2 separate regions of the Homo sapiens genome follow, and region 1 is linked to region 2. A link is an interaction called in ENCODE POLR2A ChIA-PET data of the cell type or tissue named here. Cell type or tissue: Caco-2. All regions are shown on one strand. Each heading gives the region's core, and the rest is flanking DNA. Links, peaks and the distances in the headings are about the cores only. Region 1 overlaps ERC1 (ELKS/RAB6-interacting/CAST family member 1). Region 2 overlaps ERC1 (ELKS/RAB6-interacting/CAST family member 1).

Region 1 (8,336 bases), core at 270-8,269, 77 kb before region 2:
GACGTGGTATCCCACTCAAAGAACAAGCCAGTTACCCTTCTGTGTGGAATGCTTGGACGAAGTACAGTCCTGAAGCAAGAGATGGACGGATGGACTCTGGAAGTCTTTATCAGGCCAAAGATTTGCAGATGCAGGCTTGAGAAAGTGTGGAGTATTCTAAACAAAGAAGCAGATTTCCCAGTGAGGCAGATTTTTAATCTGGTTGTCTAAGCTGATTTGGTAATATCTCACATTATTTCTTACAAATCTATTAACTGAAGTGAACAGAGACGTTCAAATTAAGGGCTCGTCGTTATAAAAATGGAGAAAAATTTCCCTCCTTACCAAAGGGACCCATCAGAGCAGCAGCAGGGCTCTGGGAATCGCAGACACAGCCAGGTTAGCTAGTCCGCCTAGCGTATTTGGTTTGGCTCTCAGAAATGAAAAGTGTCAAAAGGGAGAAGATGAAGAAAAAAAAAAAACAAAAAAAACCCCAAACCCAAACAACTAATAAGAAACCTAATGCTGAAACTGTCAGGGTGGTAAGAACAAGGCTTTGTTGCAGTTAAGATTTAAGTGCTAAACCAGCACAAAGCCTGATCCACGTCCAGGCAATCTCTCAGGCCAGGCAGGAAGAGAGAAGGAAGTTTCCCCCCAGCCACAGTGGCACGTGCTCAATGCACCCTCTACGTCCAGGGTTGCACTCTGCTATTTCCAGTGCGTGGTATCTGATTCTAGGGCCACTGTGACAGGGAGAAACTGGAATGGCTCCCACAGAGAGCTATGGATCTTGCTGGATTTTTTTTTTTTTTAGTATAAATCTGATACATTCTCTGGGTGGTATCTCCTGACTCCCTTGTGAGATGACGAAATGACCCTTTGATGTGATACAAACTCCTGGCCCCGTAACTCACAAGGGCCATGGAAGGGGTTCCACGACTGCCAGAGCTCTAGGGTCCCGTGGGCTGCTCTGAGTGACCCCGGGGCATACCTGCCCAGTTCATGGCACACCACAGGGACATGGCAAGTTGTGTCTGACTTGGCTGGCATTGAGGAGGATGGGGGTGGGGTGGGGTGGGGCCTGGAGTTGCATGTTACTAGTTTTGGATTGCTAAAGGGAAAACAGTACTTTATGTGATTTGAAAGCTCTTGGGGAAGGTTGGGGTTGAAAGAAAAATATTCCCACAGCCCCCTAAAGCTCAGAGAATTTTGTTGTGTGTTTACTTAGGTGAAGAAGGGTGAGAATGAGGGACTCCCGGGACGTTTCCAGTCCAGTCTGGCTCAACGAATGCTTAAGGCTCTCCATACTTGTGAGTGCAGTTCCCCCAGAAAGTGTGGGTGAAGCCACGGAGCTCCAGGACCCACATGGCTTCACACAGTTTATTCCCACACGGAGGGGAGGCGAAGCCCACACCACAGCAAGCACTCTGGAAGGACCGCCAGGTCCTTCTTCTTTGCCTCTCTTTCTGAGAAAACAGCTGGAGAGGGCGGTGGGCCCACCCCTCCGAAGGAGCCAAGGGAGAGAGTGAGCTCCACACAGACCAAAGGCATGGAATCACCCACTGAACACAGCCCGTGGAGGCTGCTCCCAATCAACAGCTGCCCCAGCTACTCCCATGTTGCAGCACTTTCCAACGATCCCAATGCCCGTATGACAGCTGCTGGCAGCCTGCAGGGTGCCACACCAGACAGTGCTCAAGAGCTGGGCTCAAGGCTCCCACCAGCAGGACAGGGAGAAGAGAGCTGCGTGGAGTCACAGCCCTGCAGGAGACTCTTAATAAGATATTGTTAGTTATCTACTCTTCCTTTTTCTCCCTGCAAGAAATCCATAGTGCTTGGTTAGTGCACAACACCTAGCACAGACATGTATCTATCTGCTGTTATGCATTCCTGAAACACTCTGCTTGCACTAGAAGGCAAATGTCCCTGTGGCATCCTGCAGAGGAGTTAACATTCGTGAAGGAGAACAGTTACAGACAGAGATGCCTCTGACAGGCTAAGAGGACTTTCTTCCCAAGGTTGCACAGGGAAGTAGTGGGAAAAGGTCTGAAATGGAAGAAATGTCTAGTTCTAACTCTGCCACTTAGCTTTACCATCTTGAGCCTCTCTGTCCTCAGCTTCATTATGTGTATAAAGGGGAGATTAGATGATTTCTAAATTCTTTCCAGATTTAATAATCTGTGGCTAAATACAGCTCATCCCTGGTTTGCCTTATAAAATAACAGTAGAACAGTGATCCCTGAGAGCCTGCAGGCTCTTTCTTTCCTTTCTTTTCTCCTTTCTTTCTTCCTCCTTTCCTTTCCTCTCTCTCTCTTTTTCTGTCTTTCTTTTTTGATGGGGTCTTGCTCTGTTGCCCAGGCTGGAGTGCAGTGGCATGATCTCAGCTCACTGCAACCTCCACCTCCCGGGTTCTAGCGATTCTCCTGCCTCAGCCTTCCAAGTAGCTGGGACTACAGGTGTGCAACACAATGCTGGGCTAATTTTTGTATTTTTAGTAGAGATGGGTTTCACCATGTTGGCCAGGCTGACCTTGAACTCCTGACCTCAAGTGATCCACCCACCTTGGCCTCCCAAAGTGCTGGGATTACAGGCGTGAGTCGCTGCACCTGGCCCCTGCAGGCTATTTCTAGTTGGAGTTTTTTGCTTTCGTGAAGCCTTCCCCCTGCAGCTTTTCTGTCGTATCATACAGTGCTAAGAAAACTCATTACTCCATCTTTTCCATGAGTCTTTACCTTCTTGCTAGTTGTATTCTGACATCTATCTGTGGCTTACTTACTTTTAGAAGTAAGTATTTTTTGGTTCAAATTTAGGCTCAATCCTTGTAAAAGGTTGATGTGATTTCTCACATACTGTAGATCGGGAGTCTCCAACTCCCAGTACTGGGTCCGTGTACTGGTCCAGGCCCTGTTAGGAACTGGGCCACACAGCAGGAGGTGAAGGGCTAGCCAGGAAGCAAAGCTTCATCTATATTTACAGCCGCTCTCCATTGCGTGCATTACTGCCTGAGTTCCGTCTCTTGTCAGATCAGCTGAGGCATTAGATTCTCATATGAGCGCAAACCCTATTGTGAACCACGCACGCGAGGGATCTAGGCCGCGTGCTCCTTATGAGAATCTAATGCCTGATAATCTATCACTGTCTCCCATCACTCCCAAATGGGACAGTCTAGTTGCAGGAAAACAAGCTCTGGGCTCCCATGGATTCTACATTATGGTGAATTGTATAATTATTTCATTATATATTACAATGGAATAATAACAGAAATAAAGTGCACAATAAATGTAATGTGCTTCAATTATCCTGAAACCATCCCTTCCCTGCCACTCCCCTGTCTGTGGAAAAACTGCCTTCTGTGAAACCAGTCCCCGGTGCCGAAAACGTTGGGGACCGCTGCTCTAGATGTATCAGGTAGCCTAAAGTTGGAGAATCCTAAGAATAAAGATGCTCAATCATCAGGCCTGGGATACAATGAAGAGGTTAAGCTGGTTTTTAATCTGGCCATTGGGTCCCTCCCTTTTTTGAACCCTCCTTTTCCCAGTCTCTTCCTGTTTGTATCATCCTAGATACACTGGGCACGCTAAGGAGAAACTGACAACACACTGCCCTTCCTAGAAAACTTGCACTTAGAAAGGCAGTGCCTCAGAGAGATGCCTCATTCAAAGGAACAAACCGAACCACTGAAATTTCAGGCACGCAGGTCGGAGCCTTATCCAATATCCCATCACACTTTTCTGTTAAGTTGGCAATAAGATGTTAGTGTCCGAAGTTTGCTTTAGAGCTTACATTAGAAAAGAGTAAGATGTTTCCAGTCTGATAACATTAAAAACTACTATTTATCTTTAACAAGAACACCATGAGAAATCCCATCAATCACAACCTGATCTTTAGGGCTATTAAGCATCATTGCACTTTACAGCAAGATCTGTTATCTTTAGTGTTAAAATTAAAGACTCTCTTTCACTCGTTCAGACTATGCTAGGTAGGGGCACTTCCTTTTGTGCCTAGGTGGTCTTTTGTATAAAAAGAGGTAAACAAAGCAGGAAGATAGCATTTATACAGTGTAGAAGAATACCATAATCTTATCTCCGGAAAATTCCTGATTTCATTCAGTCGCTAAACAAGCACCTACTTCATATTTTATGGCTTTATGTCTCTTACACAACTCTTTTAGAAAGGGCCAGAGACTCAGTGCTTTTCTTACAGCATTCTTTATTGAAGTAACCAGCAGACCCTGAATGGCCCCTAAGGGAGTATTCAGTAATTACTGGACATAACAGATTCGCCAGGACCTCCTACCTTTTAACAGGCAGAGCCCCACAGTTTATTTGGAATGCAGTTTCCAGAGCTTGTTTGACAGTCAGTTATTTTGAAACCCTTAACAATTACCCAAGCAGTAGTTAGGTTCGGAAGTTGTTGCCATGAGCCTATTTTACCCATAATGTCTGTGGTGGGCTGAGCTGTGTCCCCACCAAATTCATAGGTGGAAGCCTAAATCACCAGAACCTCAGAATGATGTGACTGCATTTGGAGACAGGGCCTTTAAAGAGGCGATTAAGTTAAAATGAGGCAGGCAGGGTGGTTCCAAATCCAGTATGACTGGTATCTTTGTAACAGGAGGAAATCTGGACATACAGAAAGACACTGGGGAGCACAGGGAGAGAGGATAGACCACGTGAGGACACAGCGAGCAGGCAGCCATGTATACACCAAGGAGAGGGGGCCTCAGGAGAAACCAACCCTGCCGACCCCTTGATCTCGGACTTCCAGCCTCCAGAACTGTGAGGAAATCAATTTACGTTGCTTAAGCCACGCGGTCTGTGGTATTTTGTTACGGTGTCCCGAGCAAGGTAATACAGTGTTGGTGTGCAGTGCCACAGGACCTAACCACCATTTCATATCAGTTTATACACTGGAAGGCGCCTTCTGAGATCCAACTCCAGACATCAGGATATGTCTTCACTTGTCTCAGTGGCAACAGAATTAGCCTGGTCCCATCTTTCCTACTTGGCACCAGAAGGGGGTCTGGGAGAAAACCCGCGACTGTGGCAGTGGCCCCAGCATCAGCACATTCTCACAGGGCATGCAGGAGATTCTCTAGAAGGCTCAGGGAGTAACAGCAGCAACAGCAAGGAGGCCTCACTAGTGCTGCCGTGGAGGGCTGGGACTTTTGGGACCAGGTGGTACTGCGGGGAGAGAGGCTGTGGCCACACTGCCCCCACCTCTCTAGGGGAAGCGGGGCTTTCAGGCATGGGCACAGGGGAGTCAAGTGGAGAATGGCAGCAATGTCTGTCTGCAAACTGGAGATGGTTCATATTTCAGGGTTCCTGTCTGATTTTACACCTGGGCAGTTATGCCCCACTGGAAGAAGGGTGTGTGGTCTCACACCTTTTTGTTTAAATTTACGTTGGTTGTCTAGAGATTACTGTTGTACAGAGCTACTGTTCCTACAGGAGCTTCACATCCTTCAGGTGTGCTGAGTGCCTCTGGCATGCAGCATTGTAGACACTCTGTAAGAAATTTACGTTACTTGTATTTCTAGGCCGTCTCAGTAAGATTGGTACCACCAAACCTTTTGTAAACAATTTAAAAGTTTGGAAGAAAACTGTGGGCAATTTATTTCAGATGCTCTGACCGGACCGGAAGACTGTCATTTCCACAGTTTCTAGTCCCACTGGCTTTAGGTTTGCAGCATTGGTGCAGGTCACATTCATGTCTCTTTGGCATTCACAAGGACTCATTTTCTTCTCAGCTTAGTTGGGGGAGCATCATCTCTGGAAGATGACACTGGCGATGACAGACCCGCGTTCAATGACCTGGATTACAGTAATTGTCAAGACTCATTAAAATTCCAGGATGGTAAATAATTCTTCCTGCAGGAGCTCAGGGACTCAGGAGGGTGAACTTTCTTCTCCCATGGGAATACGTTCAACACAAAGGAAAAAAGCAATTAGGGCAGCTAAAATACACTAAGATCTCCATAAATGCTGAGCTTTTTATAAAATATTTTTATAAAATATTTCATATAATATTCCATATTCATATTTTAGGACTCTTTTTTAAAGAGTCCAGTGTGAGGCCAAGCTAATAAAAACTAGATTAAAAAAGGCTTTTGTGGCCATGCACCGTGGCTCACGCCTGTAATCCCAGCACTTTGGGAGGCTGAGGTGGGCAGATCGTGAGGTCAAGAGATCGAGACCACCCTGGCTAACACGGTGAAACCCTGTCTCTTACTAAAAATACAAAAATTAGCTGGGCGTCATGGTGCACACCTGTAGTCCCAGCTACTCGGGAGGGTGAGGGCAGGAGAATTGCTTGAACTCGGGAGGGGGAGGTTGCAGTGAGCTGAGATCGCTCCACTGAACTCCAGCCTGGGCAACGGAGCGAAACTCTGTCTCAAAAAAAAAAAAAAAAAAAAAAAAAAGGCTTTTGCATTCTTTGCTGCAAAGCTGAAGGTACATGAGAACTGAATTCACAACAGGATGTTTTTATGTTCAGTTTTATTTAGACCTGGTGAGTTTGGGGTAGGTACCAGTAATAAGGATCAAGAGCTGCCGTAGTTTAGAGGTGAGGGGAAGACCTGATAGGCGAGCCACGAACACCAGAACTCCCCTTCTCTGAGATAAGCTATGGAAGGAAATGACTGGAACAATCTTTTGTATCATAATGTTTTGGTCTACAGAGGTCTCCTAATATTTTCTCTTTCCTTCTCTTTCTGCACAAACAAGATTATTCTACATTTAGCACAAGGTCCCACATATACACCAAAACTCCATGAGGAGTTCTCACATCCATCGGGAGTGAATTGCAAATAATACTTAATATCTGTGTCATTGCAACTGCGTAAAAGAGTTCCTTATCTCCCTTACACTCACACTCCCATTTCCTCTTTCTTTTCCCAACTTCATTTGAGGGGATTTTATCAGAAGCAGGGCAGCCATTCTGCATTGTAAGGTCCAACTTAGTACCCTGTCTTCCCCCGGACCTTTGGTATGTCTGCCCAACCTTCCCCATATTCCCTGCCTCTTTTTTTTTTAAAGCAAGCTTTTCCTTGCCAGAGATTTCAACATCCAATTGGCAAGATACCCTTGTCTTCGCATTAAAAAGTTAATGGCAGCTGTCACAGAAGAAGAAAGTGCCAGACTGTGTGTGAGAGCAGAGAGGAGAAAACTACTCAATAGTGTTTCTCATCAGTTTGTCAAGACACACACACACACACACACACACACACACACACAGTCTTAGCACCCCAACCCCTCTCTTCCCGTTCTCCAGCGCAGTCCTGATACGGACACACATTTATCTTCACAGTTCTGCAATTCTTTTTGCTGGATTGCTGGACTTGCCTCCCACAGTCTCTCACACTATGCTGCCCTTAGGTTTTTTGGACAAGAGTTCAGCATCTGAGTTGAGGAAACAAGTTCAAACATCACAAAAAGAAGAAAACCAGATCAGAAACATTCAGGCTGGGAACCAGAAGAAAGTTTGCTGCCCCACAAAGAACCATTCTTCTTTCTTTCTTTGTTCTTTTCTCTCCCTGCTGCCCCTCAGGCCCTGTCCCCCAACAGCTACATCCATTTGGCTACTTGAGCGATACACCCATCTGTGCAGGCGCGTTCAGGAGGGAAAAATGAACTGTCATGTCTGTGACTGATGATTGATGCGGTCCCGGAGTGAGGGAGATGACTCCTAGGTTCTGTGCCTAACACTGCCCCAGCATTAACACCCCCTAATCCACCACCTTGGAAAAAGAGGGGTGCAAGTTAAAGAGTAAGTGAGCAAAACCGAGAAAACAAATGGAGAAAGGAATCCAAGGAGAGGATAAGTCTGAGCCAAGTTTTGGAACAATACTTCCTGAAAATTAAAAATGGGACTAAGTGCTGGGAAAGGGACCTGGAATCCAAAGCTCAGTGAGCCACAGAGGGGCTGGCTGATGAAAGTTGATTCCACTGTGGTTCAGCCTCTGATGGGAGGCTGGCATTTACGGTGGAAAAAAAAAAGAAATTTGTACTCTAGAGAAAAATTATATTTTTAGCTTTTTAGCAGAATCTGCCTATCAGTTGTACTACTTCAAACAGTTCAAAAGGAGACTGGAGGCGGAGTATTTTTTTTAAACGTTGCCATATAACAAAATGTACAGATCTTTAGGTGTACAACTGAATGAATTTTGATGAATTTATCTACCCACATGGCCATCTCCCCAGTCAAAATATAGGACATTTTCATTACCCCAGAAGGTTCTGTTTTATCCTCTTTCAGTCAATTCCTATAAGTAATCACTGTTCTAATTTTTACCACCATAATTTATTCTGTTCCTGAATGTCATATAAATGGAATAATACATTTAGTACATAATTTTT
Region 2 (8,336 bases), core at 215-8,214:
AATCATAGCTCACTGCAGCCTTGACCACCTGGGCTCAAGCGATCTTCCCATCTCAGCTTCCTAAGGCCTGGGACTACAGATGTGCACCACCACGCCCAGCTAATTTTTAAAATTTTTGTTGTGTAGAGATGAGGTTTCCCCACGTTGCTCAGGCTCGTCACTAACTCCTGGGCTCAAGTGATCCTCTTGCCTTTCAGTTTCCCAAAGTGTTGGGATTACAGGCGTAAGCCACCACACCCAGCCAAAGTTCTTAAAGCTAGATGTTCTGAGGGAATTTTATCTTTTCTTTTTACAAAATCATGGTCCATACATGGTAAGAAAAGAATATAACTGAGTCAAAACATAAACCAACTATACACCTGTGTGTACATACAGTGAAGTATCTTTAAATAAACCCAGAGGATATAAAGGCATTTTTAGATTCTTACTGAACCATTCAGATTGAAAGCAAATGATATAAGGCCAAACTCTCCAATACCATTTTTTTCTCCTATACTCTGACTATTCATTATAAAAGGATTTCTCTGTATATATGTATCTGTACAAACATACGTGGTTACATTGTTAAAATTTTCCCACAGCTACTATTGCACTCTTGATTTTCTCTATTCTCTAAAGTTTCTTTTTTGTACAACTGAGCTAAATGGCTTTCAGTCTTTTCTGTAGAAGAAAAAAACAGAAAACCACCATTTATTAAAATCAGGCTTTTCTAAAAAAAGTTGTTAATTATAGAAAAGTATCTTAAATTATCTATCTCTTCATAGTTGTTGAAATATTTCCACTTATAATTTTATAAATCCAAATATTTGAAAAACTTTGATTTCCAGAAATATACAAGTATCAGGTATAGATTGATTCTGATAAGAAATGAATACCCATTAAGGACCACTTAAAATGAATTGGAAGCTGAATAAAGTAATGATACTAGACATCAAAGCTCAACTGCTGCCAGAGGTATGGTTTTCCAAAACAGGTAAATATGTGACTTGGGCTAAGGGATGAGGTAGTAATGAAAATTATAACTTAAAAAAATCGGTTATCTGCATGTAAGCATTAAAATTCAACCTACTGATTACTTAGATATCTAAGCCCAGAACATACATTTTATTTTCCTAAAGAGAAAAGGTAGTTTGCTTAAGTCTTCCTTCAAAAATAAATCCCCACCCTTGAGGCCTGATCACTCATGAGATCTGATCAAATTCCTCATCTCCCACTATCAATATGTCATCTCTCTGGCTTGTCTTCAGCAACTCCTGTTGAGTAGGTCTGGCAAGAATCCCCCAGCCATGACGTTTCTTCTTAGTAATTTTCCATCACTGACCCCCACCCTGCTCCTTCGCTACACATCTCCATTGGTCCTTGTGTATTCTGAGTTGAGCCCAATCTCTGCCCTCTAACACAAATCCTCATCTCAGTGGTCCCCTGAATAGTCTGCCTTACTGTCTTTAAGAAGTATCAGGAATATTTTTTTTTCTCCAGCACACTAAGTATAAAAGTACAACAAGAACTATACACACAGACAAACACTAAAAAGGCAGAGAGAAGGCAGACCAGTCAGGAGTGCTGTGACCTGCAGCTCCCTGGATCTTTCTGCCTTATATATCCAGAGGTAGAGCTGAAGAAGCCAACAACCAGGAAATGCCAACAGGCACAGACCAAAAAAGCTTCAACAGGAGCCCACTCTCTCTAGCCAAAGAAGCCTCCAAAGGAAAGGGACAGCCTAGCAACATAGAAACCTGTGGGACAACAATCACTCTATTCCAAAGACCATGTGGTCCCACTGTCACTCATGTCAGTAAAGACCAAGCGGCGGGCCCCATGCTCACCAGGTTGTGAGGAGGTGCTTCAGCCTCTCCTTGCTCCACTGGAAGGTGTCAGGGAAAGCCGAGGGAGGCAGGGCTATAATCTCCAACCATCAGCAATGAAGTCTCCCCTCCACAGTGTCACTAGAGACTAGGTGAGGATTCTAGAATTCCACCTCCATGGAGCAGTAACAGCCGTGTCTCCTGGTGGAGTCGGACCTTCACTACCGCACAGCAGTAACCAGGCCCCCCTTCCTTCACCCCCACTGTGTTAGTGGAGGCCTTCCTACCCTAACCAGGCAGGGATACACCAGTGAAGCCTAGTGGGGACATGAATACCCATCTCCACCTAGGAGTAACAAGAAGCCTCCACCCCTTGAGTGTCAGCAGGGTCCAAGTGGGAGAAACTGGACTTCTACCTCCACTGGGCAATACTGAGGCAGCACCCCATTCTTCCCCTGCTGGAGTGGTGTCAAAGAAAACCAGCTAAAACAGAAGTCTAAGTAAGACCCAGAGTCATATCGCATAACATCCAACATGTCCAGGTTTCAACTGAGAATCACTCAACATCCCAAGAACCAGGAAGACCTCAAACTGAATGAATAAAAGACAATTATGATTAAAGGCACAGCAGCGAACTGAAACATTCATCTTGCCAATAGGATTAGGTAATTAGGCAGCAACTGATCAGCTACCATAGCTGGACTACTGCTGGGCACCAGAAGTCAGAAACAGCTCTTAGAAGACATGCCAACATAGCTGCTCCCTCCCTCATCAAACTTGTCAGTAAGGCTTCATTAATTTCCTCTCCATTCCTGGAGTGGGATGGTTGAATCAGAGTGCGACTGTGTGTGTCTGGAAGTGACCTCAACTTAATCAGACCTCAACTCAATCAACTAGGAAACTTCTAGGGCAGGGCAACCTATTCCAGTCCCAGTTCTTGTAGTAATTTGACCATAGTGAATCCACAACTGGGTTCATTTAATACTCCAAAATTCATGGTTTGACCACAGTTTTATTTTGGTGGTGACTAAACTAACCCCACCTCCGGGAGATGAACTGACAGTACCTTTGGGCATCCTAAGCATGCTCTGGTAAGTACTTTTGACTTTCCTTCCAGTTTTTAGGTTCAGAAAAATTCATTCTTTGTCCCATGTTTCACCTTCCCATTTAGATTAATAGTAGTAAATGTTAATTTTATTAACTCAGTAATGTATCAATTTAGTAATTTTTACTTTTATCAATTTGAAAAATTAAACTTTATTATTTTTTAAATGTATTGATTTATTAATCAATATTAATAGACAGTTGGTATTTACTGTATCCTTGATTTTTTTAAAATTTTAATTTATGTCACTGTGGGTTACACTGTCCTAGAAATATATGGAGCCATACTGGCTAGTGATCAGTTCTAAATATATCAAGAGACAGGTTTATCGCTAAACAGGCTGACTTATCCCTGTTTAGATGTTTGTTATAAGCTAATCACTAATCATAACATACCAGTGTTTACTACTATAATTAGAAGGAAATAATCTACCAAAGAAAATAAAAATTTTAATAAAATGTCTACTGGTATTTTGAAGTATAATTTACCACCCAAATATACAAAGGTCACTTCCAGACACACACAGCCCCGCTATGATTCAACCATCCCACCCCATGAGTGGAGAGGAAATTAATGAAGCCTTAACGACAAGTTTGATTAGTTCATGAAATAAGTGTGTAACTTAAAATGGAGAGATTAACCTACTCAAGGGTTTTTTTGTTGTTGTTTCTTTAAAGGCACTACATATTTTTGCTTAGAGACTGAATGCAAAACAGATTTTTTAATGTAAGGTGCTTTTAAGGAAAATAGGCAAAATACCCGGGAATTAATAGGATTTGGACAGAATTCTTTTCTTGAGGGAGTGCTTTTCAAGACTACATTTATGTTAACTCTTTGGAGTATTCATGTAGCATTATCCTCATTTCCAGGAACAGAGCTTTATTAATTTATATATCAAATCAGCAAAATGGCTATGGGGTATATAAGATCACAATCACCTGTGATATATTGTGCCATAAATGCTTAAAGCATTTTCAACACATGTAAGACATGAAAAAAAGGTCTTAAAAACCCTAGAACTGCATAAAAACTCCTAGCAATGCATATCCAGTAGAGCCAATTCTGAAATCCATTACCAACAGGCTTACAGAGGGCATATGCTCATTGAACTATAATCTGTAAGGATGAAAAGAATGGCCTGTGTTAATATTTTAGTATGTGTCAGAAAACAGTAAAAAGTAAGTATAACTTGCCTATATTCTCTCTTAAGCAAGCTATTCCATTTTCATGGGTTTAAGTAGTATTTCTGTTCTGATGACTCCAAAATTATCATTTCTAGCTCTCATCTTTACCTGGAGCATCTCCAGCCAACGGCTTTCTTGATGTATCTATTTGGGTATAAATAACCTCGAATTCAACTCTACTAAAAATAAGCATGTTATATTCTCTTCCATATATGGCCTTTCTTCTTGATTACTCATTTTAATTAGGGAGACCACTTCCACTTACTTGGCCAGACCAGACATCTGACTGGCCAGTGGTCTGTGGGTAGTGACCGTGGGACCCAAGCATAGAAGAAACAGCACGGGAACCACCAATTACTTGTTCCTTTGCCACAGTGACCAAGAAGGCCTCATACTGAAAGAGCTAAAGGAGGAAATTTTTAGTAGAATTGGATTACTGAATTGCTGCATGGAGGGCAGCTTCCTCATAGAGCCGGCAAGATCTGCGGTGGACTTTGTGTAACCAAGAAATAAGCGTTTACTGTGTTAAGGCACTAAGATTAGGTGGTGTTTGATACACAGAATGGCCTAGTGAATACATTACTCCATCTCAACTACCCTATATTCTTGTCCTCATCATTTCATATTTGGGCAACTGGAATAGATTCTTAAACAGTCTCCCTGTTTTTAATCTTACCATCTTCTTACTCCAGGCTCCCCTTAACTTCCTCCATTAGCTGCCAGAGTGATTGATTTATCTATAAAAGAAAACTCTGAAAACATCGGTGAGACTAAAAGCCTCTCCATGGCTTGGCATCCCCTACAGGAGCAAGTCCAAGCTACTCTCAGCATTGTCAATCCAGGGCTCTCCGTGACCTGTCTCCTCCTGGCTCTGGAGTCTCACGTCACTGCCCAGGAGTAGTGCAGACTTGGTAATAAGAAGCCTTCTATGGCTCCCTGATCTCAGGATGCTTCATGCTTCAGCAACCCTGGCCACAATGATCCCTCTGCCTAAGAGCTCCTTTTCTAGCTCATTCATGAGGCTAATTTTTTTTTTTTTTTTTTTTTTTGAGACAGAGTCTCTGTCACCCAGGCTGGAGTGCGGTGGCGCAATCTCAGTTCACTGCAAGCTCCGCCTCCCGGGTTCACACCATTCTCCTGCCTCAGCCTCTCCGAGTAGCTGGGACTACAGGTGCCCACCACCACGCCTGGCTAATTTTTTGTATTTTTAACAGAGACAGGGTTTCACCGTGGTCTCGATCTTCTGACCTCCTGATCCGCCCGCCTCGGCCTCCCAAAGTGCTGGGATTACAAGCGTGAGCCACCACGCCCGGCCGAGGCTAACTCTTATTAGTCTCTTAGTATTCTCCTTTCTCCAAAAATATTATTTGACCTCTTCTGCCCCGAGGCTGTCTTAAGAATGTCTTCTTTGCATATATCAACAAATGCTAGTGATTAAGCAGAGATAATGTATTCACCTTTCTCCTTCAAATAAAGGGGAACCCTAATACCTTCAGGGGCAACAAGCTTGTCATACATGAAGGACTCGAGAAGCTGTGTTACCTACTCCATGTGTTAGTTTCCTGGAGCTGCCGTAAGAAATGATCACAAACAACATAAACACAACATAAATTTACTCTCTCACAGTTCTAGCGGCCCCAAGTCCAAAAGTATGGTGTTGGCAGGGCCATGTTCCCTGTGGAGATGCTAAGGGAGCATCCTTCCTTGCCTCTTTTGGCTTCAGTGACTGTGGACATTTCTTGGTTCATAGCCACCCAGTCTAATCTCTGCCTCTGCCTTTATATCACCTTATCTTCTGTATCTGTCTTCTCTCTGTCTCTCACAAGGACTTGTCATTAGGGTTAGGGCCCCACCTGGATAATCAAGAATGATCTCTTCTTGAAATCCTTAATTTAATCCCATCTGCAAAGACCCTTTATCCAAATATGGTTTCATTTACAGGTTATAGAAACTGGACGTGGACATAATGTTTTTTGGGGGCTATAAGTTTGGGGAGGGCATATGTTTTGGGGGGCATTCCATCTACTACAGCCTGCCTTCTAGTCCCACCAAATTCTTATCTGTCCCATACACAACATAGGTTCACCCCATTCCAGTATCCCCAAAAATCTTAACCCACTATGGCACAACTCTAAATCCAAAATTCCATCTAAACAGCATCACTTGAAAGTCCCAAATCTCCTCATCTAATTAATCTGAGTTGGGTATGAGGGAGACTAAGTATGATCCATCTTCTCCATCTGTCAATATGCGAAACAGAAAACAAGTTATCAGGTTCCAAAATACAACGGTGGGACCAGTATATGATAGACATTCTCATTCCAAAAGGGAAAAACTGGAAGAAAAAAAGGGCTCATCAGCCCCAAGCAAGTCTGAAATCCAGCAGAGAAAATTCCATTAGGTTTCAAGGTCTGAGAACAATCCTCTGACTCAAGGCTGTGCCCTCTGCCTGTGGTGGCTCCCCTGGCTTCTGCCTCTGGGTCCCTGGTTGCTCTGTTGACAGAAAATCTTTAAGTTTTGATTTTTTAAGATACAATTAATCAATACTGTCAGAATTCAGTAGAGCAGTTACTCCTGCAGGAATAGGCAGGGGATGGTACCTGAAAACGGAGTGTGAGAACTGGTTGCTGGGGTGTCGGCAATCATCTGCTTCCTGGATGTAGATGCTGGTTACATAAGTGTGTAAAATTTCACTGACATGTATACTTAGACATGTGTACTTTTTAATGTTTTTTTTTTTTTTGAGACGAAGTCTTGCTCTGTTGCCCAGGCTGGATGGAGTGCAGTGGTGCAATCTTGGCTCACTGCAACCTCTGCCTCCTGGATCCAAGCGATCCTCCCACCTCAGCCTCTGGAGTAGCTGGGATTACAGGTGTGCACCACCATGGCTGGCTAATTTTTGTATTTTTAGTAGAGACGGGGTTTCACCATGTTGGCCAGGCTGGTCTCAAACTCTTGACCTCAAGTGATCTGCCTGCCTTGGCGTCCCAAAGTGCTGGGATTACAGGTATAAGCCACCATGCCTGGCTGCATGCATTTCAATTAAAATTTTTTTTGTGACCGGGCACAGTGGTTTGCGCCTGTAATCCCAACACTTTGGGAGGCTGAGGTGGGCAGATCACAATGTCAGGAGTTCGAGACCAGCCTGGCCAATATGGTGAAACCCTGTCTCTACTAAAAATACAAAAATAGCTGGGCATGGTGGCAGGCACCTATAGTCCCAGCTACTCGGGAGGCTGAGGCAGGAGAATCGCTTGAACCCAGGAAGCGGAGGTTGCAGTGAGCTAAGCTCGTGCCACTGCACTCCAGCTTGGTCGAAAGAGCAAGACTCTGTCTCAAAAAAAAAAAAAAAAAAAAAAAAAAGGGCTGCATTGCAAGAAGCTTTAAGCAACAGAGGAAATGATCTCTGACAAGGAGAGTAATTTCTGTCAATCATGGCTCATGTTTTTTCTTTTCCTATAGTTATATCATTATGGTAATAAAAAGGAGGATATTTCAGTTATGGCTCCTTACTAGACGACACAAAAGTAAGAGACCCACTTAGTCTCATCTGAGATTGTTAAAATATGTATTAAGAGAAATAGTTACTTCAGTGCACAGCCATAAGAAGAGCTGCAAGTCAGGTGCTGGTAATTTCATCTACCATTCAGGAGGACAATGCGGGCTTAGGGAACATTGCTGTGACTGTTGTCTTGATGTCTAAATACAAAGAGAGCTCTAGATAGCAATTAGCTCAACTAGAACCAGCCTTAAAAACAGGTTTCCTTCTGTTCTTCCTGGCTATTGTTTCTCAATAATAAGATAGATAGGGGCCGGGCGCGGTGGCTCACGCCTGGAATCCCAGCACTTTGGGAGGCTGAGGCGGGCGTTATCACGAGGTCAGGAGATCGAGACCATCCTGGCTAACACGGTGAAACCCCCGTCTCTACTAAAAATACAAGAAAATTAGCAGGGCGTGGTGGCGGGCGCCTGTAGTCCCAGCTACTCGGGAGGCTGAGGCAGGAGAATGGCGTGAACCCGGGAGGCGGAGCTTGCAGTGAGCCGTGATCACACCACTGCACTCCAGCCTGGGCGACAGAGCGAGACTCCGTCTCAAAAAAAGAAAAAAAAAAGATAGGAAGGTAATTGCGAGGAAACTTGTTAGGAAAAGAAAACTTGATTTATAAGAATCTTTCATTTAGCAGAAATTGAAATTAAGAAATGTTAAACACTGTAGACTAGGGGAATATGATGCAACTGTGT

What was found. Peaks named below come from ENCODE experiments on the same cell type or tissue, not always from the same donor. Only the 100,000 strongest peaks of a DNase experiment are listed, where the experiment ranks them.
Region 1: POLR2A ChIA-PET joins it to region 2 with 16 read pairs; 4 of 35 experiments call an interaction of 5 or more read pairs at or near these places.

The regions. Positions count from the first base shown.
Region 1 is chr12:1,462,576-1,470,911 of GRCh38, reverse strand. The region is part of intron 18 of ERC1 (ELKS/RAB6-interacting/CAST family member 1); the gene reads right to left. It overlaps LOC124902856 (a long non-coding RNA gene), which reads right to left. Exons shown (of 2, transcript XR_007063156.1): 2 at 4,172-8,336. Among named protein-coding and RNA genes, the nearest start is that of LINC00942, 34 kb to the left of the region's middle. In Caco-2, for the core only: no CTCF peak of the experiment used is centred there; DNase peaks (open chromatin) are centred at 1,637 and 4,261.
Region 2 is chr12:1,385,153-1,393,488 of GRCh38, reverse strand. The region is part of intron 16 of ERC1 (ELKS/RAB6-interacting/CAST family member 1); the gene reads right to left. Among named protein-coding and RNA genes, the nearest start is that of LINC00942, 110 kb to the left of the region's middle. In Caco-2, for the core only: no CTCF peak of the experiment used is centred there; no DNase peak of the experiment used is centred there.